Regions from separate parts of the Homo sapiens genome. Here regions 1, 2, 3, 4, 6 and 7 are each linked to region 5. A link is a loop called in an ENCODE intact Hi-C map of the cell type or tissue named here. Cell type or tissue: PC-9. All regions are shown on one strand. Region 1 overlaps ITPR1 (inositol 1,4,5-trisphosphate receptor type 1). Region 2 holds the start of ARL8B (ARF like GTPase 8B). Region 3 holds the start of LOC124906358 (small nucleolar RNA U13). Region 4 overlaps ITPR1 (inositol 1,4,5-trisphosphate receptor type 1). Region 5 overlaps ITPR1 (inositol 1,4,5-trisphosphate receptor type 1). Region 6 overlaps BHLHE40-AS1 (BHLHE40 antisense RNA 1). Region 7 has its middle 65 kb from the start of ARL8B.

Region 1 (4,000 bases), 100 kb before region 5:
TGCCTGTTACGTCCAGGGGGATTTGGATACAGTGGTGCCCCAAATGGGCACAGTGTCTGCCATTCTGGAGATTACAGTTTTGTGGGGGGCAAAGGGACAATAATACAGATTCATGCAAGATGACAGCTCTCAGCTGTGAGACACATTAGAAAGGAGAAGCTCATGGAATCCGGGGACTTCTACCTAAGCAGGGAGGCCAGGTAGCGGCTTAGGAGATCAGGTGATGACAGGTGAGTGGCCCCAACAGGTAATCATGTGAATTGCTTTCCTATGCTTTAAAGTGCTGCACTAATCAAACGGATAGTTCCAGCGAAGTACTCCCGAGGTGGTGAGCAGAACAGTAGTCCACCTAGTTTTCATAGATGTGTCTGTAGAAGGGATTGGTGTGTTTAGAAAGCAGGTACTGTGGTTCAGTGGACGTGTCTGTTTCTACGTATTTGAGATGTGATTCCCACTGAATCACTGCCTCCTTGGAACTGTGGAATCTCTGGAGCCATTGGTGCCAGCTAGCAACTTTGCCCTCCTGCATTGCAACAAAAAAGCTAAATTCACATTCCAGCTACTCAGGGCGGCTGCAGCCTGCATATGTTAACTCCTCGACTTCTCCTACTTGAGCTGCTTCTGCCGGCAAAAGATGCCATTGTAAAATTCGAGGTAGAGGGGGAAACAGGAGAAACAAAGAGTGATTAAATTTCACCTTCAGGGGGCGTTCTCATGACGCCCAACCCAGGGTGGAGATGTCCTACTTTTTACATTGCTGTGAACTGCTGGGTTGGGTACCTGCCAGTGTTCAGGCAGCAGTTACATAAGAGCTGCTTTTTTTCCTGGAATTTAGGCTCACTGCTGATGTGTGACCTTCAGCAGTAATTGCCAATAAATGCAGTGGGGCTGTTTACTGTTAGACACTGGCAACCACAGAGCAAACTCAACTCAGAACATACAGAACCTATTGCAAAGTCAGTGGAGGGATATATATATATATATATTTATATATATTTATATATGTCTGTGTGTAGATACGTGTGTGTGCGTGTATATATATATATATATATATATATATATATGCATATCACTGAGATTATTCCGTAATGACTGAAGTTGTATAATTTGGTCATGTCAGAATGTGTTTTTAAAAAATGAACTTTGCTATTGGGTTCTGATGAGCTTGTCCTATAAACTGTAGGTGAAACCACATTGTTGGAGCTAAATAATTTTTGCTTAGTTCTGTTTCTAAAAACAAATAGAGTTAGTAAAGATAGTTGTCTCAGCAGATAGGAAGATTTAAAGTTGTTCTACTGAAATGCTAGATAACTTCTATTTTAGCTCAATTTTCTTTAAAGCTTTCTGTTTTCTTAGTGTGGGTTTTCAGAGGCTGATGCAGGATCGGGCCCAGCAAACATATTTGCAAGCCTGTTCACTGTTGGTCTCCTCTGAGGTTATGAGTGAGTGGAAAGGAACTCTGAAGACTGATTCGAGCGGCTGGAGATACAAATTGTCTTTGATTTGCTGATAACTAGATCTACGGTACAGTTACATTTTTTGAATTGCATTCGGTTTCTATCAGGTTAGTCATAGAAAGAGACATCCCATTTCAAAGGAAAATTCTAGAAGCCCCAGGGTAGGAAGGGGATTACTGCTGAGGGCAGTAGAAAACAAAGGGTATTTGCAGGCCGCGATCTGTGCTGGTCTGTGATAGGCACACATGAAGCGGATGGATGGATGTGCGTGGGTGCTGTTGTGCAGACACCAGAAATAGTCACCTTAGGAAGTCTGTGTGCTCCTTTTCATTTAAGAATGATAAAGTATAATTTCTTTCATTTGTAGTAGAAATTTGTCCCTTGATAAAATGCTGGGTACATTATGTGTTGCAAGTGAGTAGATCAGTGTCGCATATGCATATATTCAGTTACTACCCAAGGTACCATAATGAGGGCCTGATTCGTGGCCTCATCCAGGAAGGACACTTAAGATTCAGTGACTTGAGGTGCAGTTTGAATTTCTATTTCAAAGCCATTCATTGGGAGTCATTTTTCTATTAAGTTAGGTTTTGCTCACCTCGCCTAAAAACACTGGGAAGACAAGATTGCAGAGTAAATATGAAGAGGCAGTAGAGGGCACTAGTTGGTTTCTCAGTTCAAAACCAGAGCACATCAGATCACTATGAATCGCCTGCTGATGTGTGAGATTGGCCTTGACTGGAGGTGCCAGCGCCTGAACGCAGTGACTGGTCCTGGGACTAAGCAGGAATACAGAACATGGGAATTTCAGAGAGCCCGTGCCCTCAAAATGTTCCCCCTAAACACATGTTCAATGAGGGCTTCACCTTTCATGTAAAAAACGTGACAATAAAAATATAATTCCATTTATTCATTTACTAAACATTATCTTTTCCTTGGGGTATTATACATTGTATTTATACAGATCTTATTTGAACATATATATCCTATTAATATGCTTATATTTATTGAAATTACAGCTTATTGCCATAAAATAACCTTATCCTCAAGGAAACATAGCCAACATCCGCATTAGAAGGAAGTGCTAGTATAGGCTATGGGTGGTTTTACCGACTTAGATACCATGTATGGCCTGGCCCCTTCCATGCCTGGCCCATGGGTTGGATTATTTAGGGAACTTGCCAGCTAGATATTGTGAAATGAAATTTACTGAAAATAAACCAAGGATTAATTAGTATTTTAGTTAGAAGGAATCCTAAAGAATATTTGCAGCCATGTGTGGTGACTCACACCTGTAATCCCAGCACTTTGGGAGCCCGAGGCAGGCGGATCACTTGAGGTCAGGAGTTCGAGATCAGCCAGGCCCACATGGTGAAACCATGTCTCTACTAAAAATACAAAATTAGCTGGGTGTGGTGGTGCATGCCTGTAGTCCCAGCTACTCAGGAGGCTGAGGCAGGAGAATCGCTTGAACCCTGGAGGCGGAGGTTGCAGTGAGCCGAGATCATGCCACTGCACTTCAGCCTGGGAGACAGAGCAAGACTCCATCACAAAAACAGACAGACACACAAAAAAAGAATATTTGCTTTGTCCTCCTTGAGTAGGTCAGGAAGTGGATGCCCAGAGAGGTTCAGTGACTGGCTCAGGGCCACACAGAGAGCCAGAGCTAAACCCTGGATGAGCCATAGTCACAGGATGCTCATGCAGTGCTCTGGGGTTTTCCAGTCTATTCCACGAAGGGATCACATTGAAAAGTGTTTTTCTGGTTAGACACGATTCTTGAAGATGCAAAGCATCCTCTGTTTTCTCAAACGGCTTCGTAAAATTTTCAAGGGAAAAGACAGTTATTAATTTAAATTTAATTTTTGTTTTAAGAATTAATTAAACTAATTTTAGAACAAGCATGACAGCAGTTTAACAGAGGAAATAGTGTGTCAGTACAATCATAAAACATAATCCCTGCCGGGTGATTAAGAAATAGATATATACTACCTATTTCTATTCTGAAAGAATTCAAGATGCTTCTCTGGACAAAGAGAGCACAGGCAAGAGAATTCAAACAGACGACATACTAGTTCCATCTTTATTTTCTTTTGCTTTTGTTTTGATTGGCAAAGGGGTAAGAGGGTAGCTCCGTGCATTCCTATGGTGAATCCATGCCTATAATTCTTTTGTTCTGATCATATTGGATCAGTATAAAGGATGCTGTAGTGGGAGGGTTTCCCATGCAAATAGTAGAATATAATACTTCTGTCTATATCTCTGTCTGCTCTAAAATGCATGGGAAATTGCTTTAATTCTGCTTTTTCTCATATGTTCTTTTTGCACTAAGGGAAGATAGCAAAAATGTTTACACAGTTTTAATTCTTTAGCATACAGAATGTAAGGGTAGAGTTAAAAATGCATTCTTGGATTGTGATCTTTCTATCATTTTGAAAATACCTTTACCTGTGCTCTGCTTTTACTTTCCTTCCCCACTCATGTCCTTCCTACCACCAGCACTGTCCCTCCCCACCCCGAGCAGGAGGCTGCATGCTTCAGAG
Region 2 (4,000 bases), 300 kb after region 5:
GTGGTGGCGGACGCCTGTAGTCCCAACTACTCGGGAGGCTGAGGCAGGAGAATGGTGTGAACCCGGGAGGCGGAGCTTGCAGTGAGCCGAGATCGCATCACTGCACTCCAGCCTGGGCGACAGAGCGAGACTCCGTCTCAAAAAAAAAAAAAAAAAAAAGAAAGAAACAACAAACGACCAACATTAACGTTAAAATAGAGATCACAAGACTGACAGAACAGACTCTTTGTGACAATTAGATACCAAATTATAAACAGGACCTAAGGCCATACTAGGCAAGAGTTAAATGACTAAGTGCAAGGTTTCTCTTTTTCTCTACCAGCTAAACCAGCACTGGCCTGGAGATAAACACAATTAAAACAGTTACAACTCTCTGCCAGATGCAGGCTAACTGACCTGTTCCACAAGCCTAACTATGGCTTTGATTAGACAAGAGACTGATTTCTGTAACTTTCTCCTGTTAAGAGACAACTAACCATGCATCCATGCATTGGTTCTGGCTGGCTTTTTCTTTTCTTTCTTTCTTTTTTTTTTTTTTGAGATGAAGTCTCGCTCTGTCACCCAGGCTGGCGTGCAGTGGCATGACCTCGGTCACTGCAACCTCTGCCTCCCGGAGTCAAGCGATTCTCCTGCCTCAGCCTCCAGCATAGCTGGGATTACAGGCGCGTGCCACCATGTCCCGCTAATTTTTGTATTTTTAGTAGAGACGGGGTTTCACCATGTTGGTCGGGCTGGTCTTGAACTCCCAACCTGAGGTGATCTGCCCGCCTTGACCTCCCAAAGTGCTGGGATTACAGGCATGAGCCACTGCACCCGGCCTGGGCTAATTTTTTGTATCTTTAGTAGAGACGGGGTTTCACCTTGTTGGCCAGGCTGGTCTCAAACTCCTGACCTCCTGATCCACCTGCCTCAGCCTCTCAAAGTGTTTGGATTACAGGCTGTGAGCCACCGCGCCCAGCCCAGTTCTGGCTGGTTTTACAGAGGCCAAGCACTTCAATACCTTTCCCGTCCCTGATTCACTTTCTGATGTGGAGGGCCTGATTATAATACTTTTACTTTATTTATTTTTTAATTGTTGTTTTTTGAGACGAGGGTCTCACTCTATCACCCAGGCTGAAGTGCAGTGGCATGATCTCAGCTCACTGCAACCTTCGCCTCCTGGGTTCACACAATTCTCCCACCTCGGCTTCCCAAGCAGCTGAGGCTACAGGTGCATGCCACCACGTTCGGCTAATTTTGTATTTTTAGTAGAGATGGGGCTTCACCATGTTGGTCAGGCTGGTCTCAAACTCCTGACCTCAGGTGATCTGCCCACCTTTGCCTCCCAAAGTGCTGGGATTACAGGCATGAGCCACCGCGCCCTGCCTGATTATAATACATTTAAATGTTAAGTCGCCACCCCAAATGAACATAGGTCATATGCAACATACAGATTTGTTCACTATGTGTGTAAGACCACCTTCATACATATTAATAGCTCCTTCCATAAGTTAAATATGTTTACTTGGCCAACTCCTCAATATAAATTCTTGTTGCACCCTTCCCTCTCTCAAAGTGCTTACTTTTGTTTTTTTTGGCCCGAGGCTGCACGTCCTGCCTACAGCTTATAATCCCCTTCTTAAGAAATAATGCTCTCCTTTCTAAATTTATAAACGGTGTCATTTTTAAGTTAACACTATCTTTTGCTACTACCAAAAATGTAGGACAGGAATTTTTATTCCACGCCAACTCTTCCAGAGTCTTGAAGTCTTCCTGCAGATTGTTAATGAACAATTATAGCAAAAAATGAATGAATGAATTAACGAATGTATAAGTGGATGAATGACGAATGAACCAACAATGAATGAATGTAGAGAAAGCCTCAAGGGGGCCCGAGGGTACGCTGTGCTGCGGAGCATGCCCACCAGGTGGCGATGCCAGCGGCGGGCGGGCCTGGCCGGATTGGCCGCGCCGCTCTTGCCGTGGGTGCCGACGGCGGCGCCGGGACGGGCGTGGGGGGTAGGGCGAGTCATATGATCCGCTCGGCTTCCTGGGTCTGGCTGCTGCCGCCCGCCGGTGTCCGCCCGTGTCGCGCCGGGGCACCAAGGAGCCGTTGGAGGGTCCGGGCGGAGGCCCGCTCGTGTGGAAGTCGTCGACGCCGCCGCTCGTCCGTCCTCCCGTCCGTTCTCGCTCCCGGCCGCCATCATGCTGGCGCTCATCTCCCGCCTGCTGGACTGGTTCCGTTCGCTCTTCTGGAAGGAAGAGATGGAGCTGACGCTCGTGGGGCTGCAGTACTCGGGCAAGACCACCTTCGTCAATGTCATCGCGGTGAGCGCCCGCCCACTCACTCGCCCGGGGCTCCGCAGCCAGGAGTCCGGCCCGGCGCTTCTCCAAGGCCTGAGTTGGGGCCCCCCTCGGCGCGATGGGACTGATGGCGGGGGGCGTGCGAAGCTGGGCCTGTCATCTCCCGAGGGCCAGCATTTGGAATTTCCCGCGTGTTGGCGGCGCGGGGAGTAGCACTGAGATCGGCAGCGGAAGGGTTAAGTCAGTGTAGACATTTTCCAAGGGCTGTGTCCTCAACGCCGCGGGGGCTCGGAAAGAGTTAAATTGAACTCGTCACATTTTTAAAGCGCTTGGGGATTGGGGTTTCCCTTGGGTTTGCCCAGTAGGGGCAGCCAAAGAGTTAAGTCCAGTCTGTCACTTTCCCAAAGGGTGGGATTTGGCAAATCCGTCAGCCGTACGAGAAAGCGTAAGCATTAAGAGCCTCTCTTAAGTTGCCACTTTGGACCAATAGACCCATTGTGAAAGCGGGAGACCAGTGTGAGCGCCTTCCTGAATTCTGTGGGCCGCTGGTCCCATCTAATTCAGTTACTTGTTTTCACCCGTCCCCCAGGCGCGGAGACCAAGCTCATTGCTGAGCTCCAGCTAGCCCACAATACATAGTATTTATTAAGCTAAGAGTTAATTGTCTTAAGCGACTAGATAAGATGGATCTGCAGTTAGCATAAAGTTAACTACCCTGCGAAAGAGGAGTTGGTCTTTAAATGGTGTTTTTCACTTGAAGAGAAAAGAAGGTACTGGGCAGGAACATAGCTTAGCAGGCCTAGGGAATGGGTGGAAGGAAAATTGCACTGAGGACTTACATAGAATGTGGTGTTTGTTCAGCAATGATTGAGTAGAAAGGTGATTGTTTCGTTTTGCTTGTTTGGTTGGTTGGGAAATAAATAGGAGTGAAAGATTTCGCCTCGATCTTTATTTAGAGCCCAAGAGTTGTTGTGACTCAGTTTTAGCTGGTAGTGGCTTGTACACGCCAGGGGAGTTTTAGAACTGTTCTGAAGAGAGATGGCAGCAGTTCTTCCACCTTTTCGATGACTGTTGAAATCCTGAAGATTAGCTGTCCGACTGGTTAGGTTACACAAGATGATTCAAACACAGCTTTCATGTTTGAGAAAATAGGTAACTTGTGATTCTTAGTCCTTGCACTAATAAAGCAACAGGAATGAGTAAGTCTTGGAGAAAAAGAGATTAGCAGAAACCCCAAAGTCCTTTGAAGAATGATGTATATAAGGAAGATTTACCTGCTTGTTGTTCGGCTCCTTTTCTAGTAGTATTATTATTAATTTTTTTTCTTGAGACGGAGTCTCGCTTTGTCCCCCAGGCTGGAGTGCAGTGGCGAGATCTCAGCTCACTGCAACCTCCACCTCCCAGGTTCAAGCGATTTTCCTGCCTCCACCTCCTGCGTAGCTGGGATTACAGACGTCCTCCACCACGCCCGGCTAATTACTTTTAGTAGAGATGGGTTTTGCTTTGTTGCTCAGGCTAGTCTCAAAACTCCTGACCTCATGTGATCCGCCCGACTCGGCCTCTTAAAATGCTGGGATTGCAGGTGTGAGCCACCGCGCCTGGCCTCCTATTGTAATATTATGATTTTTTGCGCTTGGAATGACTATCTTTCCGCAGGAATAGAAGAGTGGAATGTGTATCTAATACCACTAATTTTTTTTTTTTTTTTTTTTTTTTT
Region 3 (4,000 bases), 54 kb after region 5:
CAAACGACTATAAATCATGCTGCTATAAAGACACATGCACACGTATGTTTATTGTGGCACTATTCACAATAGCAAAGACTTGGAACCAACCCAAATGTCCAACAATGATAGACTGGATTAAGAAAATGTGGTACATATACACCATGGAATACTATGCGGCCATAAAAAATGATGAGTTCATGTCCTCTGTAGGGACATGGATGAAACTGGAAATCATCATTCTCAGTAAACTATCGCAAGAACAAAAAACCGAACACCGCATATTCTCACTCATAGGTGGGAATTGAACAATGAGAACACATGGACACAGGAAGGCGAACATCACACTCTGGGGACTGTTGTGGGGTGAGGGGAGGGGGGAGGGATAGCTTTAGGAGATATACCTAATGCTAAATAACGAGTTAATGGGTGCAGCACACCAGCATGGCACATGTGTACATATGTAACTAACCTGCACATTGTGCACATGTACCCTAAAACTTAAAGTATAATAATAATAAAATAAAATAATAAAAAAAAAAGAAATGAGCAGTCAGGAATGTCTGTTTCTGTGCTTTTAGTAATTGTTGGAAAGAAGAAATCTAAGACGTAAGCCATGAGATTCCAAAGAGCAGAAAAAGAATCCAGGGAGCCCATTAGGTAAGATATTCAGAGATGAAAAAATCTCACCATGACTTCAAATATATGTGCCCCTCACCCCATTCCTCCTGAAAACCAAGGTGTTTTGTCATTTCTGTGCTGTATTGATTTCCCTTCTAATTTCAACTGCCCTCACACCTGAGGGGAGCAACATTTTTTTTTCTTTTTAGGTTAGATGGATAATGTGCCGATGTGGGAACAAGGTTCAGAGGGTGGCACATCTCACACATGTCATGAACACCCAATCATCATGCTCATGAACTATAGAAGAATCAGAGAAATGGCATTTTCCAATTGCTTCCCTAGACAGGCTGTTACCTGTAAGACCCGTCCCCAGATCCAGAGGCTGCAATGAACCCTCTGAAACCACTGCTTTGTCATTCAGTTATCCTAGCCTTTCTCTGTATCACCTCTGCTTCCCTCTATGGCATCTTCAGCCACTAACTCAGGAAAGAAAAGTTCCAGAAAAAAAAAAAAAGATTGGTGTGAAACACACACACAAACACCCCACACCTTCAAAGTGTCCCCAGTGACAAGTTAAGCAGTCGTCCGAGATTATGTAAAAAATTCCTGAATCCTTTAAGTCCTGTCCTTTATTCCTTTCTAAGCATGAATAATCCAGTTCTCTGATTCCTGGAAAATTATAGGCAATATGTAGAAGGAGAGAAAAAAACTGACTAGTCTCTTTCAGGAAAACTTTCCTGGCCAGGCATGGTGGCTCACACCTGTAATCCCAGCACTTTGGGAGTTCAAGGCAGGTGGATCACCTGAGGTCAGGAGTTTCAGACCAACCTGGCCAACATGGTGAAACCTTGTCTCTACTAAAAATATAAAAATTAGCCGGACGTGGTGGTGGGCACCTGTAATTCCAGCTACTCGGGAGGCTGAGGCAGGAGAATTGCTTGAACCTGGGAGGCAGAGGTTGCAGTGAACTGAGATCATGCCATTGCACTCCACCCTGGGCCACAGAGTGAGATTCCATCTCAAAAGCAAACAAACTTTCCTGAGCTGACAGTTCCTGTTGTCTTTGTTTCTGAAATTTTGTGACCTGAGTCATATTAGACATTTAATATGCACTTAAATATTACATGCAAGGGAACGTACATTTTGTCACCCACACAAAATAATTTGCTGAAAAAATAGAGACAAAGTCATTCCCTCAAGCATAGAAGGTGCTTAATAAATTCGTTAATTACAAAAAAAAAAAAAAAAAAAAAAAATCCACAAACCGTAGAATGAAATAATTAGGAAAGGATTAATGTATTTTATTATACATGAGCCGGAGTAATTTGATTTTATACCAGTTTTATTTTCCTTTTTAAAAAATGCATTTTCAATTTTCATTTCTCACATGTAGGCTTCATGAAGAACCACTAAAAAGGAATCAGAGAGATTCATGCTTCCCAGGCAACAAAATCAGCAAACAGTGAAAGGCAAACTAGGTGTTGATGGTTATAAACAGAAATAAATTATAATCCCTGCTTTTGTTGCTTTGCCACAGAATCATCACCTGCTGCCCACCATTACATTAATTCTCGTCCCTCATACCAGCAACTTCACAGCTGCCCTGTCTCCTTCCACCTTAGTCCAATGATTTTTTTGGGGGGGCGGGGGGAGAGATGGGGTCTCGCTATATTGCCCAGGCTGGTCTCGAACTCCTGGGCTCCAGTCATCTCACCTCAGCCTCCCAAAGTGTTGGGATTATTGTTAAGTTACCTCAAGTAGGCTGTTTCATTATTGTGCAAGCAAGCCCAAAAATGTACTATTTTGAGAGAATAGAACATTTAAATAAGCATAGCCTTTAAATCATCCAACCTTCTAGTCCCAATTTTAATTCACCCATTTCCTTATTCTTAGAAAAAATTCACATATGGGTCAATCATGTCATACAAGAAAGTAACTCAATGCTCACATTTCATAAACTTTAAAAAAAAATGGAGATTTTCTCAGTAATGCTTTTTTTCCTTCTTTTAGATTATTAATAAAAACCTCTACATTTACTGAGGAAGTATTTAAAATTAATTTTGACTTCATGTATTTGCATTTATACGTGTTGCTATTTATGGGCAAAAACTATTCAATGTACAATTAGTGATATTTTTCCCCAAGGGATGAGTTCATGTTTCCACTGAAGAAATTAAACACACACTTTTGATGTATTCACTCTAATTTCAGGATCGATATTCTGAAGAATAAAAATACCCTGTCCAAAACTTGGAGAGTTACTTTGATTTCTTTTTTAATTTCAATTTCATATGTCAGCTCCACCCAAGACTAAGTTCTGCTCCAGGTTCTGATAGTACTGAAATTGCTTTCTCTTTTTCCTAGAGTACGACATAATTCTTACCTAAATGTCAGATAGTCATGGTATTCTTATAAATACCCTTGTTTACAGTAAACTTAATGTATGTTTGGAAAATAATTCATTAAACACTGTAAAATGCTAGTGTTGACGACTTCCTTGTCAACACTAGAAGAGTGAAAGAGCTGATTTAGGATTTGGCCATTTGTAGTGACGACCTAGCAAAATAATTAAGAAAAAACTATTCAACGTTCCCGTTCCATTGATTTCATTTACAGAATGCCAGCTGGTTCCAGTGCTTCTCTGTTTAAATGAATACTAATTTCAAGCTTTTCGAACAGACCTTGCTTAAGGAAAGTCAGGAATACAACATCAGCAAGTTATCCAGCATCAAGTGCAGGCTGCGTGCCTGATGTTTGCAACTGACTCATGAGATTCTGGTGTCTCAAGGATATCTATTTGATATCTTATTCTCAGCTATATAATCTTCCAGATTAAATTGCACCAGAAATAATCTGTGTACACCCCACAGAGAGTAAATAATTAGACATATCTCTGCTCTTCCCTTTTTCCACTCTTGCACATGACTTTGCATGTAATTATGTAAAACCTGCAGGCCTGATATTTTCATTATAATCCTGCAATTACAATTATATAACCAGCTTGCTGTTTCCAATTAAAAATATTTTTTTAAGCGACAAAACTGCCCTACAATGAATGCAACTTATGGTGAAGTTTCCCAGCGATCACACTGGGGAATTCAGAAGCAGAGCTAAAACACTTTCTTCCAACTCTCTGCCCAGTTGATCCATTTATCCCTTTAAAATACATTATGTAGAATCAAAAAATATTTCTGGTCTGAGTATATGGAGGTTCCCTGGGATTTAGGGGATTTCGCTTGAAATAGATTTTTTTTTTCCACAAGATTTCAGCTTTTGCAGAATTAGCTCTGATATGAATAATATTTTCACATCATTTCAAACGCATTTAAATTTCTGAAGGTGTTGCTTAAGGAAGCAACCAATGCAAACTTTGTTAACAGGAAAAACCATGTTTAAA
Region 4 (4,000 bases), 89 kb before region 5:
CGCTCTGTGTTAATAATCAGTATTTTCCTTGTGGGATTAAAAGGGTTAAAAGAGATGAACATGGGTAAAGCATTTAGTGCATAAAGTGTTGGTGCGTAGTAAGTATGCAGCAAACATTAGCTGTTCTGATTGTGCTTAGTAAAAACAATATTCCATCTTCTTAGGGGGAGGTTCCGGATCCAGCTCTATGAGCAGGGGTGAGATGAGTCTGGCCGAGGTTCAGTGTCACCTTGACAAGGAGGGGGCTTCCAATCTAGTTATCGACCTCATCATGAACGCATCCAGTGACCGAGTGTTCCATGAAAGCATTCTCCTGGCCATTGCCCTTCTGGAAGGAGGCAACACCACCATCCAGGTAGGAAGGCAGCTTGGCTACTGGTATGGCATCCCTGCTGAGCAGGAGGAGAGTCTGTTCTGGGAGCCAGATGTCTGGGTGGTACCAAGCCTTGTTTGAGAGACAGCTCATTCTGAGGGCACAAAATTCTGTTTTGAAAAATGAGTTCTGCTAGTATCCTGCTGTGATCATTTGGTCATAAATCAGACTTGGTTCCAGAACATGAGTTACATTTGAAAACTGATAAAACACTGAGAATACGCAAAGGAAACTGGCCTAAGATCTGGCACATAGTGGGCACTCCATAAATGTTTGTTGAATAAGTAAATGATTGCATGAAGTTTATTTACAGTTTTTATCCAAGATTGTAGGGGATCTCATCACAAGATGACCAAAGAGTTTGAACTGTGTGTGCTATTTAGAAGATTTAACTTTTATGTATCTATAGATACCACAGCTGTTGCTTCTGATAAATTTACCTACCTTTTAACTGAAAGTTTAATAAAGCCAAATCAATTTGAAATACTAGAGATACCAGGCTATGTTAGTCAGAAATGAATAGATGACTTTTTGAAAGGTAGGTATGATATATATTTAAAACTAATAATAAAAACTCAAATTCTATTTCTAGTTCACTTTTTATAGATGTCCTTAAAAAACAATTTTCATGATTTTTTCTTCCACAACAGTCATCTTAGAACATGAATTTTAATAATACATAAATAACATAACTTTTATATATGATCCCTTTAAATATTTTTAATACCTCCTTTATGCACTCTTCCTTCTTTGTTAGCTCTCTGAATAAGAGTTTTTTTTTTGGACGTGTATCTATGTACAGACTCGTGTACACATACACACACACATATGTTTTGATAAAAGCTTTATTGAGATATAATCCACATACTGTAAAATTCACCCTGATGTATATATTTGACCTGACATATTCTTGGCCTTGAACTGAAATTCGGAGTCTCGGTTAATGAAGTCTTGGTTCTTTGTGCAACTTTGTAAAGGGCGTTTCTTCCTGTGAGTCAGTGTGCCCCCGGCCAGGGTGCCTGGCTTGGCAGGTGCAGCACAGGTGAGATTTCAGTCCCTGCCTGCTCCTCCAGCCAGCACCCTTGTGCCTTGGCACAACCTGTGCAGCCAACTGCGGTGGCCCTTTTCTTTCGCCTTCCAATCCCCGCTTCCCCCAACGTACACTTTTGAAGTTCATTGTCACGTGTTGCACCAGGTTGGGATTTGGGACAATGAGTGAGGCACCTGGGCCAGTGGCAAGGCCCACTGCTTGTCTAAGTTGTCACGTGGGCACGAGTCGTACACGTTGGGATTGCTTTTTATTTTGTCATGTGTGTGTGGGTGGGTCCTGCAGTCCTTCTCATCAATGGAATGTTGCCCAGCCACTGCTGTGTTCTGGGCTCCTGTGTTGGGAGGAAGCAGAGCTGAAATGCTCCTTGTCTTAGAACCACATGATTTCCTGTGATTAGAGCAGTTGAACTGAATAGTCATTGAGCCCTTTCTGCGTATGTGCTGCTATACCAGGGGCGATGATGGGGCAGTGGTTTCCAGACATGGGAGCCAGTTCGTCTGTGAGGATTTTCTCCAGGCATAGTCAAGTGTGGAAAATGAGGACAATGTGGTGAACTTTTCATAAACCAATGGATTCAGGTTGAAGACCTGGCCATTTTTTTCTGAGATTATATCTCTCCAATCTTTATCCTTAGCCACAGTGTCTTCTTTAATGAAATGGTGTTGATTATGGATGATAGATTTTTTTTTTCTGTTGGCCAAATTAGAAGTTGGAAACCCTAGGTTGTTATTCCTTCCCTTCCCCAAATTTCAAAGCTTTACCAGTTTGAGAAATCCCAGAATCTCAGTCCTCAAGAAATTGAACCTCTAACAAGGATACGTGGATGTGCACATACGATGCTATGTCTCAAGGATGACATTTAGTGCCCTCCAAGAAGTAGAAGTGATGCCGGGGAACCACCAAGGAAGAAGGACCAGCATCTCTCTGGGGAGCCTGCAGACGGTCTGTGGATGAAATGGGCTTTCAAGGATGGACATGGGACTGAAAGGGGGAAATTGGGCATGGACCTGGGGCATAAGGAATCTTTGTCATATTCCATGGTAGAGAGGGCCCAGAGGTGTGAGAGCAGCAGTTGGGTTTCCAGAACAGCGGTTGGGTCTTTCAGACCGAGGAGTGCTATGTAGAAGTGAAGGGCCTTGGATGGGGGTTGGGGTTCATATATAGGAGCAGTGCAGCCCTCCAAGGGGCTTTGGAGCTGTAACGGAGGACTATACACCTGGCAGTAGAGGACAGGTAAACTGAGGAAAGCAGGGTCCCAAGGAGGCAGTCTAAGAATTAAAAAGTTAATGGGCAGTAATTTGTGGAAGAGCTGATGAGAACCTGAACTTAAATCTCTGATAAAAGAGTTCATATCTTGGGAGAGGATATTTTCTCATAATGGCACAAGAGAGCTCTCTGGGTGCTGGAAACATATTCGACCTCTTTGTTTGGGTGGTGGTTACATGACTGTGCACATGTTTAAAACTCCGTGATCGTATCCTTTGCTGGGACACGGATGGAGCTGGAGACCATTATCCTTAGCAAAATAACACAGGAACAGAAAATCAAATACCGCATGTTCTCAGTTATAAGTGGGAGCTAAGTGACAGGAACACATGGACACTTATAGGGGGAACGACGCCCACTGGGGCTTTTCGGAAGGTGGAGGTCGGAAGGAGGGAGAGGATGGAAAAATAACTAATGGGTACTAGGTTTAATACCAGAGTGGTGAAGCAATCTATGTGATAAACCCCAGTGACACAAGCTTACCTATGTAACCTGCAATTGCAACCCTGAATTTAAAATAAAAGTTTAAAAAAGAAAAAAAACAACAACTCAGTAAGCCATATGCTTAAAATTAGTGTGCTTTACTGTACCTATGTTATATGTCAATCAACAAATAAAAGAAATGAGGGCAGGGAATGAGACTCTGAACCTTGCTGGGACTAAAGGGGTGGGGGTGAGGGACAGGATGTCACAAACAGAGACCCTGTCACTCCTTGCACCAGGCCCAGGCCTGGACCTGCTGATACTTGGTAAATGTTGGCTGAAATGGCGTCTGATTAGACGTGGAAGAGAAGTCAGAGGCCCCATTCGGTTCTGGGCTTGGCATCGGGATGACCAGGTGCACAAAGGCACCATTAATTAAGGACTAACAATGAAGTATAGTGGCTGGTGGGGCTGAGGGCCGCCAGCACTGAGGCTCCTGGGGAGACGATGTCTGTGGCTCTGGTGAGATGCCATGTTTTTCACGGAGCACCCTGATGGTGACGGCCAGGCACACAGAAGCTGTTTTTCCTTCAAGTTCTTTATCTTGTAAGGTCATTATGAATATTAGTTTCATGGTTTCACACATTTATTACTCATACACCCAGGCTGTAGATGAAATGCCATGATGGAGTTACCGCAGTTCAGCCACGTGTGGAGCAGGGATGTTTTCTCTTGGGGGAACGCAGGGGTGGTGTGGGGGCCTGTGGATCCATGCCAGGATGGAAGGGTGCGGGTGTGGCCGCACGCACATGCTGTTTTCTCCTCCCCGCTTCTGTGACCCCTGGGGGGCCCAGTCTAACCCAGTGTCTCACAGGAGGCCGATGGTT
Region 5 (4,000 bases):
GTGGACAGTGAAATATCGGGGGAGAACCTGCCCCCCCATGGTAGCTAGAGTGTTCTGGAATGCACCAGCGCTGCCGTTTCTGGAGGAGCAGTCTGTGCTGGGCTCTGCTTTACCTCGGGAAGGGCAGATTGGATAGTAAGGAATAGCTCGTGTGTAATCAGTGTGCGGAAAATAAACACTGTATGTGCATGATCTCACTCAATCCTCATCACAGCATGGTAGGTGGTACTATTAACACTTTATAGATGGGAACCTAAAGCTCAGGAAGGTCGAGCAACTTTTGCAGGGTCGCGGCGCTGGGAAGTGCTAGAGCCAAGACTGAAATCCAGAGCTGCTGAACCAGAACCCACCCTCAGGTTGTCCTGACCCACATATCCGCATGTGGTTACCTGTGTGCACATGCACACAGCCCTCCTGTCAGTCTGCAGCCATTGGCTGGCTGGCGGCATCTGGTTTGGACTGGCGCATCTTAGACTTGGACTGGCTCATCTCCCAGCCCCGACCCCGAGTGATACTGAATTAGCCTCCTTTAAAAGAGGCAAGATGCAGGAAAGGCCCCTCTGCGGGTAGAGAGGAGAGTGGGAAAGAGGATCTCCCGGGGATACTGACCGGCTCATGCATAAATCAGTAAGACAGGAGTTAGATGGGGTGTGACTTTCCGAGCTGCTGCCGCCAGCAACCACTGCTCAGACAACCACTTCACAACCCTAGGGGTTGTTGAGACGGTAGGAGTTCAGGAAGGGGTATCAAGTGCAGCCCTTGCAAAGGATGTATCTGAAATATATGTTAATTTTGACCTGCTGAAATATGAGAAACTTCACTACCCTCACCTTAGCTTGAAACAGGGAATGACATGTCCTTTGGTGGCCAGATTTGAGAGGTGTCAAAGTAAAAGGAGAAGGACGATTCACTACAACCACAGCCAGACTGGAGCTTCCACACCCAGGTGACTCATCTGAACGACTTTAACTCCCTAATAATTACACATGAGAATGTCTGCTCCATCATCCTTTAAGCCTGGTGCTGAGTTTTTCTCACAGTGGGGGTAGACACCTCCCTACTTTCTCTCTTTGCCTCTCCTGCTCCCTCTTCCTTGCCCTCAACATTCCATTGGAGATTTTCCAGTTTGTTCCATTACGGGTTAGTTCACTTGACCTCTTCAGAAACTAGCTATACAGGATCCAGAAGCAAAGGAGCAATTTTCCAGATCAAAAGTAGGCTCAATGTGGCAGCAAGTGGGATGCTCTCAGGAGGTGGTGGGGTGCTTTTGCTTAGGAGGGGAGAGCCCAGGAGCCCGCATTCCTGAAAAATGCTTTCCTGAGAGCTGCGGGTAATTTGCTTCAAAAAAAGTAACATGCAAAAGAGCCTTTTTGCCTGACAAGCACCTCCTGGGTAACATTTCCAAGCAAATAAGTTCTATTAGCTAATTCAGTGCTACTAAACATCTATGAGGAAACATTATGAGAAGATTCAAAAGCAGTAGGACATCTGGCCCTTGTGCTTATCTGTATTTGATAAGATGACACAGGAAGCAAATACAGAAAGCAACGTGTTAACAAGGGCAAAAGATCAAAATGGAAACTTAATACCTGCGTGTCACTACCTTCTGTTTAAAAGGGGAACTGGCTGAAGTCTTACCTTGACCCAAGAGAGAGCCTGTGAAATCTGCAGACACTTTCTGAAGTTGGGGACAACAGCTTCCAGCCAGAGGCAACGCAAGGAACCAAGTGCAGGGGCTGGTGGGAGGAGAGTTTCCTGCAGATCATGATTAGATAAGAGTAAGGACCTAGGTTTGGGGGAAAAGATGGTGGCAGCAGTGACCGGAGCCACGAAATGAGCCTGAAAATTCACACAGCCATCATGGGGCGTCTCACTTTAAGGAACTCAGAAGTTGGAGTCCCTGCCAGACAGCACTTAGGTGCAGGAGAGAGGAAGGGCGAGTCCAACAGGGCGTGCACTTAACCCTGGTCTGACCTTTCTGCCCGCCTGTGCACCTCCTCTGTGCATGAAGCAGGCAGCTCCTGGCTGTTGATAAAGTGCCGTGGACACCTTCTGCTTCGTGCAGATGCACGATGATGGGTTTGGGCTTTTATTCTGAATTCCAGTGAGGATGCTGGCAGGAAGGGAGTGCCTAGGTATGTTCCTAGAATATTGATATTTCAACATTGGTAGTGCTGAGCAGCAGCTTTCCTTGTGGCCTAACCTGGGAGGCCACGAGCATTGGTTAAAATGTCACCTGGGCTCTGACAAGCCCTTAACCATGGGTGAGGATACAGCCTGTGCTGCCTGCCAAATACGATTCCCAGAATGCCCCCTGAAGTTAGCTGGCACCACGGCAGAGTCAAGAATATCGGAGCAGGGAGGAGTGAAGAGGGATTTGGCACTGGCTTCCCGGTGGCTGGAAACAGTGTGTCAGCGTCACTGGACTCGCCGCCCAGCCAGCCAGCCAGGCCTCTCTCACCCCACCCTGTGCACTTGGGCTTGGGTTCGTGTCAGTGGCAGCTGCACAAAGCAGTTGCTGAGCTTAAGTTTCCCCACCCAGCCTTAGAACACATTCTGCCCTTTAGTCTAGGGAGGATGAAATCACCCCTTGTTCCGTGCAGCACTTCACTGGCACTTTCCTTTCATTGTGAGGCACTTGGCGTTTGGGCCCCGGTTCTGCACTGACCTCCCAGTGCTCTCCTCCGAATTTCCTACATTCTGACCTTCGTGGAGGGTGTGCCAGGTGCCGTTTGTAACAATGAGTTGAGCAGAGCCATGATCCTCCCTGAAGGAGCTTGTGTGCTAAGGGAGAGCATGGGGCGTGAGTCAGGTATACCCAGGAGTCTAGTCTGTGAGACTGTGCAGGACATGAGGGTTATGCACAGACATTGTTCCGTCAGCCACTGAAGACTCGCTTCACTGTGCATGAAACCACTTCTCCCCATTGGCTACTTCGTCCAACGATGTATGAGTTTGTACATGCTTATTATACACATGAAATACCTGCATACATGCACGTTTTCCTCAACTTGGCAGATCTGATAAGCTCCAAAAGTACATTTTCTCCCCACCGCCCATACCCTGACCCACCCTCCTGCTCCTGCCCCGACAGCACCACCACCGTGCTGCCCGGCTTGCCCTTTACTTCCAGACGTCCTAACTACATTTGTAACTCCCCTGCTTCAACTCCTTCATTTCCTGTGTATTCTAAATATTGACTGTGTCTGGTAGAGCTGGACTATAGTATATGATACTGAGAAGTGTGTCACCATAAAAATGCACTTATAAAACTGCTCTCACCTGGAAAATGTTCTGAATATGACTGTCTACATCAGGTATATATATTCAGAGTTCTTTAAAACCTGCGTCTTTACAATGAAGCCTACTGTCATGTCTCTAGGGAATGTGAGAATGAGGAAAAGAGGTTAGTATTTAGGGATAGTCATTTGTATGAGAAAGCTATACAAGGTGAACTAGACTGAGTTTCCACCTTTTACAAATCCTCTCTCTTCAGGGCCTCAGTTTTACCACCTATAAAATGAGGAAGTTGAATCAAAGGGTCTCTTGTGCCCTTTGTAGGGTCTAAGATTCCAATAAGCAACATTCAGAGTGCGGATAGGAGTTCGTGAAATATGAAACAGGAAGGTGTGATCCTTAGGGTCTGAGTCAGGGATCAGAGTACAAGGGGCTGGTTAGAAAAGGGGAGGGTTTGGAAAGGGTTAAGGAATTTGGAGACCATCCACATGGCCGATGATCTCTTTCCCCCTAAAGAGATCTAGCTGTGTGGAACCTTTCTTCCAAACCACTCTTAAGTCAATAACAGTGCTGGTACCCTTCTCAGTTCTTCATGAAGTCCTGTAGATGGCGAGACGGATAACATCTTCCATCACTTCTTTCTCGGTGTGTCTAGGCGGGACTGACCTTGAGTAAAACCATTTCAGCTCAGAGCTTTCCAGTATAAAAGCCCATCAGATGATAAAGCTGAGATGGAACGTGGTTGCGTTGAAGCAGCTTATTG
Region 6 (4,000 bases), 73 kb after region 5:
CATACAAATGGATTTATAAATGTGTATCCTTCTGTGTTTGGCTTCTGTTGCTCAGCATTCTGTTTGTGAAATTCATATCTGTTGTGTGTAGCAGTGGTTCATTTATTGTCACTGTTATGTTCCATGGTATGAATATATCATGATTTATTTATCCATTCTACAGTTGATGGATGTTTGAGTTGTTTCCAGTTTTTGACTATTATGAATAGCACCGGTGTGAACAATCTAATGTTTTTGTGCACATATACACACCTTCCTGTTGGAGTGAAATTGTGGGTCATTCATACATGATTTTTACTGGGGTTCTAAAAGTGATTCAGTGTCCAAAGGTATACAGTTTACCTGAATAGAAATTTCGACTTGTTCCCTCTTGACTTAAAAATCAAAGGTAGGGGCCGGGTGTGGTGGCTCACACCTGTAATCCCAGCATTTTGGGAGGCCGAGGCAGGTGAATCACCTGAGGTCAGGAGTTCAAGACCAGCCTGCCCAACATGGTGAAACCCTGTCTCTAGTAAACATATAAAAAATTAGCTAGGCGTGGTGGCCCACACCTGTAGTCCCAGCTACTTGGGAGGCTGAGGCAGGAGAATCTCTTGAACCCGGGAGATGGAGGTTGCAGTGAGCCAAGATCGAGCCACTACACTCCAGCCTGAGCAACAGAGTGAGACTCTGTCTCAAAAAAAAAAAATCAAGGTAAGGCCAGGCATGGTGGCTCATGCTTGTAATCCCAGCACTTTGAGAGGCCAAGGTTGAGGTCAGGAGTTCGAGACCAGCTTGGCCAAGAGGGTGAAACTCCATCTTTACTAAAAATACAAAAATTAGCCAGGCATGGTGGCTGGCGTGTGTAATCCCAGCTACACAGGAGGCTGAGGCAGGAGAATTGCTTGAACTTTGGAGGCGGAGTTTACAGTGAGCTGAGATTGTGCCACTGCATTCCAGCCTGGGCGACAGAGCAAGGCTCTGTCAAAAAGAAAGAAAGAAAGGAAGAAAGAGAGAAGGAGAGAGAGAGAAAGAGAGAAAGAAAGTCAAGGTTAATTTAGCAGAGTATTGGGCTCAAAAGATCATATATAATCAGGCGGCAAATGAATTGAATGAAAAATTAAAACAATTAAAAACAAACCAATTTCCCCTCCAAAGCCTAAACTATTGCTGTAAGGAAGTTTCAAGCTGTCTGCTTAGAGACTGGTTTTTTAAGCAGCTGAATTCAAATCAGTATTTCTTTTGGAACGCTGGGAAGGCTCAGATGGATTTGAAATGTTGCTGAGTCACAAAGGCACATTTTCTGGGACACACTTCTTACTTTGAGGAAAAAGTGATGAAAAGTTATAGATGGATAGGGTGGCAGGGAGCCTTGGTGAATTGGAGTTCCAAAAAACAAGAAAGGCAGAATTGATACAGTGAAGCTCCAATGGCTTTCCTACTTAGCCACCCAATTGCACAGAAAAGCCACAGAAAAATCAAGATTTCATTAGCAAGCACTTTCTCCTACTTCAGCCACCACTGACTGCTACTTCTGCCTCATTCCCTTCTTCACACAGACACCATACTCCAAGGGCCTGAAGACAGTTTATCCACTTTTTAATCAAGCAGTCGACAAGGATTGCATGGATAGCATATCTTCTTCAACATTCAGGGAAGTGTAGATGATCCAAGCACAAATCTGCAGAGGGGAATAAGGAGGCTGCTTATTAAGCATGCACATTTGATTGGCGTTCTTTTTCCACTCATCAGTTGTTATCAAACCGGTAGAGAAGATTCAATCTGATAATTTTCAAGATGAGTCACCAGTAGCCACAGAGTTCTAGGGTCAAACTCAGGGCTTTGTGGCTTAAGCTGTTGTCCTCCCAGTAAGACAGCATACTGAACTATTTTGGCCTGTCTTTCCTCTCTGGACAACTGTAAGGTAAAAATTTATTTAAGAAAGAAAAGGAGACAGAGAGAGAGAGAGAGAGAGAGAGAGAGAAGGTTAAAATGGCAAGTCTTCTCAGCAGGATCCTAATAAATATTTTACCACTCACACTTTCCAGAGCAGAGCAGAACTTGTCTTCTAGCCCAATTGTCTGCTCCAGGTGCAGTGTGGGTACATCTCAGGGTTGGGTCTTCAGCTTTCTCGAGAGACTTCAGTGTCTTTCTCGGCCACCAACGGCCAATGGCAGAGGTCATACAAAGATGGCTGGCTACAAGGCAGCCCTTCTGTCTGCAGACCCTGCCACAGTCCCTCTCTAGGACAGATTAGGAAAATCTACAGAGTAAAGAAAGTGCAGAAGGAGATGCATCCCTCTGCACCTTTATAACTGAGTAATACCCAGAGAATTGAGCAGAATATTCTAAGCTTCGAAAAAGCAAATAGAACAGATATGTGAGACCACATACCCTAAGGTGGTCCTGTCTGATTTTTAATATTCTCTTCCATCCTTAAACAACAACAAAGAAGATGTCCTGACGTTAATTTAGAAAATCCTGACAGAGATTTTAACTGGTAGACTATGGGTACCTTTAATCATCTGTCGGCTTTGCATCATTTATCCACAATCATTTCTGTTTCACAAAGTAGTCTCCTATTTTAATTTTGATAACCTCATTTTCCCGCCTAGACGATTGAAAAAGAACCCTCCCCACCTTGTCCGTTTCCAGGAGCACTTACCTTGAAAGGTTTTTGCAGACATTTATGACACTCCTATGAGGTGGCTAAGGTCTGTTATCCCCATTTTATGGCTGAGGAAACTGAGATAGTGAGACGTTGAGTGCTTGCCCAAGGTCAGGCACTGAGTCAGGAGCAAATTCAGAGGCAGAACTCGCTGTTCCTGGCAGCCTCACCAGGTTCAGCTGCCTCGCCTCTGTTTGAACTGCCTTAAAATAGGACTTTCAAGAATTCTGATGAATCGATTGAAACCCTGCAGTGCTTTATGTGTTAATGATGACTTGGTAACTGCATATATTAATGCTGTTCATTGACTTACAGCCAAGAGCCACTCATTTCCTAGGTGCTCAGCCTAAGAGAGACTATTTTCCTCATTTTTCACTGATTATCATAAAACACTTCCGTGTAACCATATGAGACTACGGTTCTTTCCGACACCAAAGTAAAAGTGCAAATTGTTGTCCTTTTGGCCTCTAAGTGCAGGAATCTCTCCTCTCTCCCTCTGTATACACTCCTCATCATGGTCTCCAGCCTACGACCTTCTCCTCTCTTTCTGGCCTTAGAATCTACCCTTTAGCCTCCCCGGGTGCTTCTGAAATGGAATCACTCACTGGTTCCAGGACACAGCGCTGACCCCCTCTGCATCTCACCCACCCTTATTCATCAAAATCTCTTTTTATCTTCAAGGTTCATCTAAAGAAAACCTGCTAAGAAGCCACCCCCTATTTCCCCACCAAACCTGGTCTCTCTTCCTTTGAAGCCCTTATCTGGCGCCATCTTATTTTGCCTTTTGCTTACTAGGCTCTTGCCCTGAGGATGCAGATTGTAAATTGATTAGGGGCAGGGATGGTTTTACTCACCTTTGCTAGTCTGAGATGGCACACTGACTGCGCACAGTAGGGGAGCTGCTGACTACAGGAGTGGGTGAACTTTTTTTGCAAAGGATCGGTTAGGAAATATTTTAAGCTTTGCTGGCCACAAATGCTCTCTGCTGATTCTTCTTCCTTTTCTGCAACCCTTTAAAAATGTAAAAAATCATTCTTAACTCCAAAAAATCAGCTGGGGCCTGGATTTCTCATATGGTGAAAGATCAATTGCAGCACATAGTCCAAATACATTTTGGGGCCCAAATACATTTTTGTACTTAAAAAAATCTCTAAAATTACACACTATGGTATCTGTATTTATTTTGTTTAAAACTCCAGTCAATTAAAACATGGATGAAACCCAGCATTTATAAAGGTGAAAGTAGGAACTTGCAAAATCCATGCATACGTCTTTGTGCATCATTAAAGGGCCAAATTCCTTCAGCTTTACATAGATTCTTCCATGGCTGATGAGGTCTCATGGCTTTTTAGG
Region 7 (4,000 bases), 230 kb after region 5:
GGGTATGTGGTAGGGATTGTGGTAACCCAAGGAACTATTGAAAGACCTGAAGTTCTCCTACAACTTATGACTTCAAGGAAGTGTTTCTCAAAGAGGGTGGTACCATCCTTAGGGGATGTTTACTTGTGAGGGTACTTTTGGTTGTCACAGGATTGTAGGGGTGTGGCGGTGGAGATGGGGAAGTCTGATGTCCTATTTGCTTTGAGGGCCAGTGAGAAACTGGCTTATGGGGCAAAAACGGACTTGTATCCCCCAAGATTTGTAATGTCCTACCAGACATTGTGCAAGTAAAAAACATTTTTCATTCTCTGAACCTAGATCCTAACTCTTTTTTTTTTCATATAAACACAAACACCAAACTTCCCAGGAATGCTGCTACTGTGGAAATAGAAGGAAGGCCCTCGGACTTCACCATGACTTGTTTGCCATTTTGGAAAATGATGTCATTGACAGCAGCACCACCCTTGGAATCTGAGCCGATAGTGCCATGCAATTGTACCAGTCGTCACTTACAGCTATTTCATTCATGGAGACTTTAGGTATGCCTAACTGACCATTATTTTGAAATAGCAGATTTAAAGTAAAAGGGTCAGCAGTATTTTTTGAATATTGTCTCACTACTCTGAAATTCAGATGCACTTATTTAAAGTAGATGGCAAACATCTGACTACTTCACCATCTTCCTGTACGGTCAGAGTCATGCTTGAAGATTTTCATACTGAAATACATGTTGTTGTACTATAAGTTATTTTCATTTATTTCTCCTTCATATGACAGCCAGGACTTTATATTTATTTTTAGATATTATGTGTATCAGTAGATTTTACTATCTATCAGGTTCAATTCAGGGTAGCAAAGGCAATGCTACAAAAACATTTCTCTTAAGAAATTGGCTGGGTGCAGTGGCTCATGCCTATAATGCCAACAGTTTGGGAGGCAGAGACGGGTGGATCACTGAAGGTCAGGAGTTCGAGACCAGCCTAGCCAACATGGTGAAACTCCGTCTCTACTAAAAATATAAAAATTAGCTGGGCGTGGTGGCGCATGCCTATATTCCCAGCTGAGGCAGGAGAATTGCTTGAACCCAGGAGGCAGAGGTTGCAGTGAGCTGAGATCGCACCACTGCTCTCCAGCCTGGGCAACAGAGTGAGACTCTGTCTCAAAAAAAAAAAAAAAAAAAAAAAAAAAAGAAAGAAAAAAAAAGAAATAGGGACTGTGGCCAGACTAAAAACCAGAGTTTTAAGGAAATGAAATTACTCTTTTTTGCAGACATTTGTGCAGGTAAAAAACTTATTTTTTGAACCTAGATCCTAACTCTTTTTTCAATATAAACACAAACATCAAGCACTACTGTCGCCACTGCACTCCAGCCTGGGCGACAGAGCGAGACTTTGTCTAAAAAACAAACAAACAAACAAAAAAAGAACTTGAAGCCATATTTTTTTTGGTGCTGGAATTTATACACGAAAATACAGGACGATCCCATCAAAGCTTGCTTGGCAATCCATGTGGAAGCATGGAGACCAAATCAGAGGCATTGCCAGTGTCCAGGCAGGAGAGGATGGCAGCTTGGATGACGGAGGTGCTGTGGAGATGGGGAGAAATAAGTGGATTTAAGATGTCTTGTGGAGGTAGAACCAATAGGATTTGCTGATGGAGTGATGCATGCGTGTGTGTGCGCGCATGTGTGTGTGTGTGTCTGTGTTACAATGGGATCACTAAAGCGTCACACCTAGGATTCATGCCTGAGAAACTATGTGGAGGGTAATCCTATTTATAGAAATACGGAAGATGGCAAAGAACAAATTTGGCAGGCAGAGGGGTCAGGGAAGTGAGAGTTCCTTTTTGGTTAAATTCCTTCTGAAAAGCATATTTGACACTTAAGTGGGGTGTCAAGTAGGCAGTTGTAGTTCCAGGGATGAGTTTAGTCTGGAGGTGTATTAATATATTTCAAAGTAATCAACATATAGGTATATTTAAAGCCGTGGGAGCAGACATTGGATGGTGGCTGTATTTTCCAGTTTTTAAACACCTTTATTGCAAAGGTTTTTGAGCGATGAGAAAAAGAACTTAAAGAAAGGAAAGGGAGAGAAAGAATGCACCAGTCTATATTACACATAGTCTACGTCTTGCAACAAAACAAGTTTTTGGTGTCTGCAAGCAGCTCTTAGCAGAGCCTTGAGTACATGTCTATGAGATACGGGGCATGCACACCACCTGCTGGTCATTTCTTCGCATTTTCTAACACACCCTTCAGGGCAGAAAGAAGTTTCTAGTTTGTCAAAAGTATGAACTGGGCGGGGCACTGTGTGGCTCATGCCTGTAATCCCAGAACTTTGGGAGGCCGAGGCAGGGGGAATCACTTGAGCCCAGTAGTTCTAGATCAGCCTGGGCAACATGGTGAGACCCCCTTCTCTACAAAAAGTAATGATAAAAAAAAAAATAGCCAGGTGTGGTGGTGTGCTCCTGTAGTCCTAGCTACTTGGGAGGCTGAAGTGGGAGGATCGCTTGAGCCCAGGAGGCAGAGGCTGCAGTGAGCCGTAATGGCACCACTGCAATCCAGGCTGGGTGACAGGATGAGACCCTGTCTGAAAAAAGCAAAAGCAAATGAAATATGTGTTTGAATAGACACCCAGTGGAATCAGTAGAACATTCTGCCTGCACCCCTCCACCCATCACTAAATTTTTCATTAATCTACTGCTGTGAATTCAAAAGGGAAAACAGGGAATATGCATTAGTAGCACAGGTCTGGCTGTCTTAGAAACATTCTGTTTGGAATGAATCAGACAATGTGGTGTTTTGTATTTTCCCCCTCTCTCTGAGATGGGAGACTGTATCAGCTTATGGGAAGAAAGTCATCCCAGTCAATGAATAATCAAAGGCAAAGCCAACCAGATGATAAATCTTGGCCTTCATCCTGAGAAGCCACCCACTAAGCAAAGTTGAATAAATCTGTTCAGGCTTAGCATATTTTTCAGGGCAATTGGTTGCAGTTTTCTCAGACTCTTTGATTGGCTAACCTTATCTTGGGCCAATTCCAAGCTAATAAAACAGAGAATGAAGTAAGTTCTGATTGTGGCTTAAGTTTCAGGGAGGAGACCATAGCATTAGCTTTGACAGTATTGGGAACAGAGAAAAATGTTTGTTCATGCCTTTCTATCCTGAATGCTGAGAACATCTGGGCTTCTGTTATTTTCCCAGATGGTTCCCTTCTCCTTGGAGAGGGCTACAGGTGACTTAGAGAGCACATCACAAAATATCGTGTAATTAAACTAATTATGGCTCTGTCAACGCAGGATATTAGCATTTCAAATTATGGGATTAGGAAGCTGTGAAGATGGACAAGAGACACTCTCTGGAAATGGTTAACTGTGTGGATTTAGAGTGAGGAGATCTGGTTTCAAGTTTTTTATTTTCTGTCTTTTTTGTTTGTTTGTTTTTGAGATGGAATCTCGCTCTGTTGCCCAGGCTGGAGTGCAGTGGCAAGATCTCAGCTCACTGCAACCTCCACCTCCCAGGTTCAAGCAATTCTCCTGCCTCAGCCTCCCGAGTAGCTGGGATTACAGGCGCCTGCCACCACTCCTGGCTAATTTCTGTGTTTTTAGTAGAGGTGGGGTTTCACCATGTTGGCCAGGCTGGTCTCGAACTCCTGACCTCAGATGATCCACCCGCCTCAGCCTCCCAAAGTGCTAGGATGACAGGCGTGAGCCGTTGCACCCGGCTGGTTTCAAGTTCTAACATCTCCACCTATCCACTGTGTGACCTAGAGCAAGTGACTTAACATCTCTGAGCCTCTGTAAAATGGACATAATGCTACCCACCTCAACAGATTGTTATGAAGCAAAATAAGAAAATGCCTGTAAAGAACCAAGCACAGTGCCTGGTATGTCATGAGGACTCAAAAAAAAAAAAAATAGTGTCTAGTGTTTAGTTCTTTAGTGCAGTATAGCTATGCTCCTGAAAGAAAAAGTCCATGACATAGACTTTTTGTGTCCCCCC

Evidence for each region. A loop is a pair of places that touch in the nucleus more often than their neighbours do. Peaks named below come from ENCODE experiments on the same cell type or tissue, not always from the same donor. Only the 100,000 strongest peaks of a DNase experiment are listed, where the experiment ranks them.
Region 1: it touches region 5 in a loop (6-fold over the local background); 41 of 110 quality-filtered maps call a loop at or near these places.
Region 2: it touches region 5 in a loop (18-fold over the local background); 2 of 110 quality-filtered maps call a loop at or near these places.
Region 3: it touches region 5 in a loop (5-fold over the local background); 51 of 110 quality-filtered maps call a loop at or near these places.
Region 4: a loop joins it to region 5, with 6 times the contacts of the local background. A loop is called at or near these places in 33 of 110 quality-filtered maps.
Region 6: it touches region 5 in a loop (8-fold over the local background); 11 of 110 quality-filtered maps call a loop at or near these places.
Region 7: a loop joins it to region 5, with 2.7 times the contacts of the local background. A loop is called at or near these places in 16 of 110 quality-filtered maps.

Annotation. Positions count from the first base shown.
Region 1 is chr3:4,720,140-4,724,139 of GRCh38, forward strand. All of the region lies in intron 40 of ITPR1 (inositol 1,4,5-trisphosphate receptor type 1), which reads left to right. Among named protein-coding and RNA genes, the nearest start is that of EGOT, 29 kb to the right of the region's middle. In PC-9, CTCF peaks have their summits at 644, 849, 2,065 (motif pointing right) and 2,284; DNase peaks (open chromatin) are centred at 782 and 1,512.
Region 2 is chr3:5,120,282-5,124,281 of GRCh38, forward strand. It overlaps ARL8B (ARF like GTPase 8B), which reads left to right and starts at 2,011. Exons shown (of 7, transcript NM_018184.3): 1 at 2,011-2,307. The coding sequence starts at 2,185. LOC124906212 (a long non-coding RNA gene) reads left to right here and starts at 2,778. Exons shown (of 2, transcript XR_007095800.1): 1 at 2,778-3,435. RefSeq lists a silencer at 1,817-2,076. In PC-9, CTCF peaks have their summits at 1,859 (motif pointing right) and 2,061; DNase peaks (open chromatin) are centred at 1,910 and 3,360; H3K4me3 peaks cover 2,404 bases; H3K27ac peaks cover 1,955 bases.
Region 3 is chr3:4,877,791-4,881,790 of GRCh38, forward strand. All of the region lies in intron 2 of LOC124906209 (a long non-coding RNA gene), which reads right to left. LOC124906358 (small nucleolar RNA U13) reads right to left here and starts at 912; the gene lies at 809-912. In PC-9, no CTCF peak of the experiment used is centred here; a DNase peak (open chromatin) is centred at 1,671; H3K27ac peaks cover 912 bases.
Region 4 is chr3:4,735,000-4,738,999 of GRCh38, forward strand. It overlaps ITPR1 (inositol 1,4,5-trisphosphate receptor type 1), which reads left to right. Exons shown (of 62, transcript NM_001378452.1): 44 at 165-355. Among named protein-coding and RNA genes, the nearest start is that of EGOT, 15 kb to the right of the region's middle. In PC-9, no CTCF peak of the experiment used is centred here; a DNase peak (open chromatin) is centred at 1,692; H3K4me3 peaks cover 290 bases; H3K27ac peaks cover 2,594 bases.
Region 5 is chr3:4,824,108-4,828,107 of GRCh38, forward strand. The region is part of intron 60 of ITPR1 (inositol 1,4,5-trisphosphate receptor type 1); the gene reads left to right. LOC124906209 (a long non-coding RNA gene) reads right to left here. Exons shown (of 5, transcript XR_007095795.1): 4 at 1,639-1,755. Among named protein-coding and RNA genes, the nearest start is that of EGOT, 75 kb to the left of the region's middle. RefSeq lists an enhancer at 438-938. In PC-9, no CTCF peak of the experiment used is centred here; DNase peaks (open chromatin) are centred at 984 and 2,084; H3K4me3 peaks cover 781 bases; H3K27ac peaks cover 3,282 bases.
Region 6 is chr3:4,897,040-4,901,039 of GRCh38, forward strand. BHLHE40-AS1 (BHLHE40 antisense RNA 1) reads right to left here. Exons shown (of 3, transcript NR_125916.1): 2 at 3,502-3,658; 3 at 1-1,660. Among named protein-coding and RNA genes, the nearest start is that of BHLHE40, 80 kb to the right of the region's middle. In PC-9, no CTCF peak of the experiment used is centred here; a DNase peak (open chromatin) is centred at 1,772; H3K27ac peaks cover 453 bases.
Region 7 is chr3:5,055,759-5,059,758 of GRCh38, forward strand. No RefSeq gene overlaps it. Among named protein-coding and RNA genes, the nearest start is that of ARL8B, 65 kb to the right of the region's middle. In PC-9, a CTCF peak has its summit at 2,243 (motif pointing left); DNase peaks (open chromatin) are centred at 2,213 and 3,027.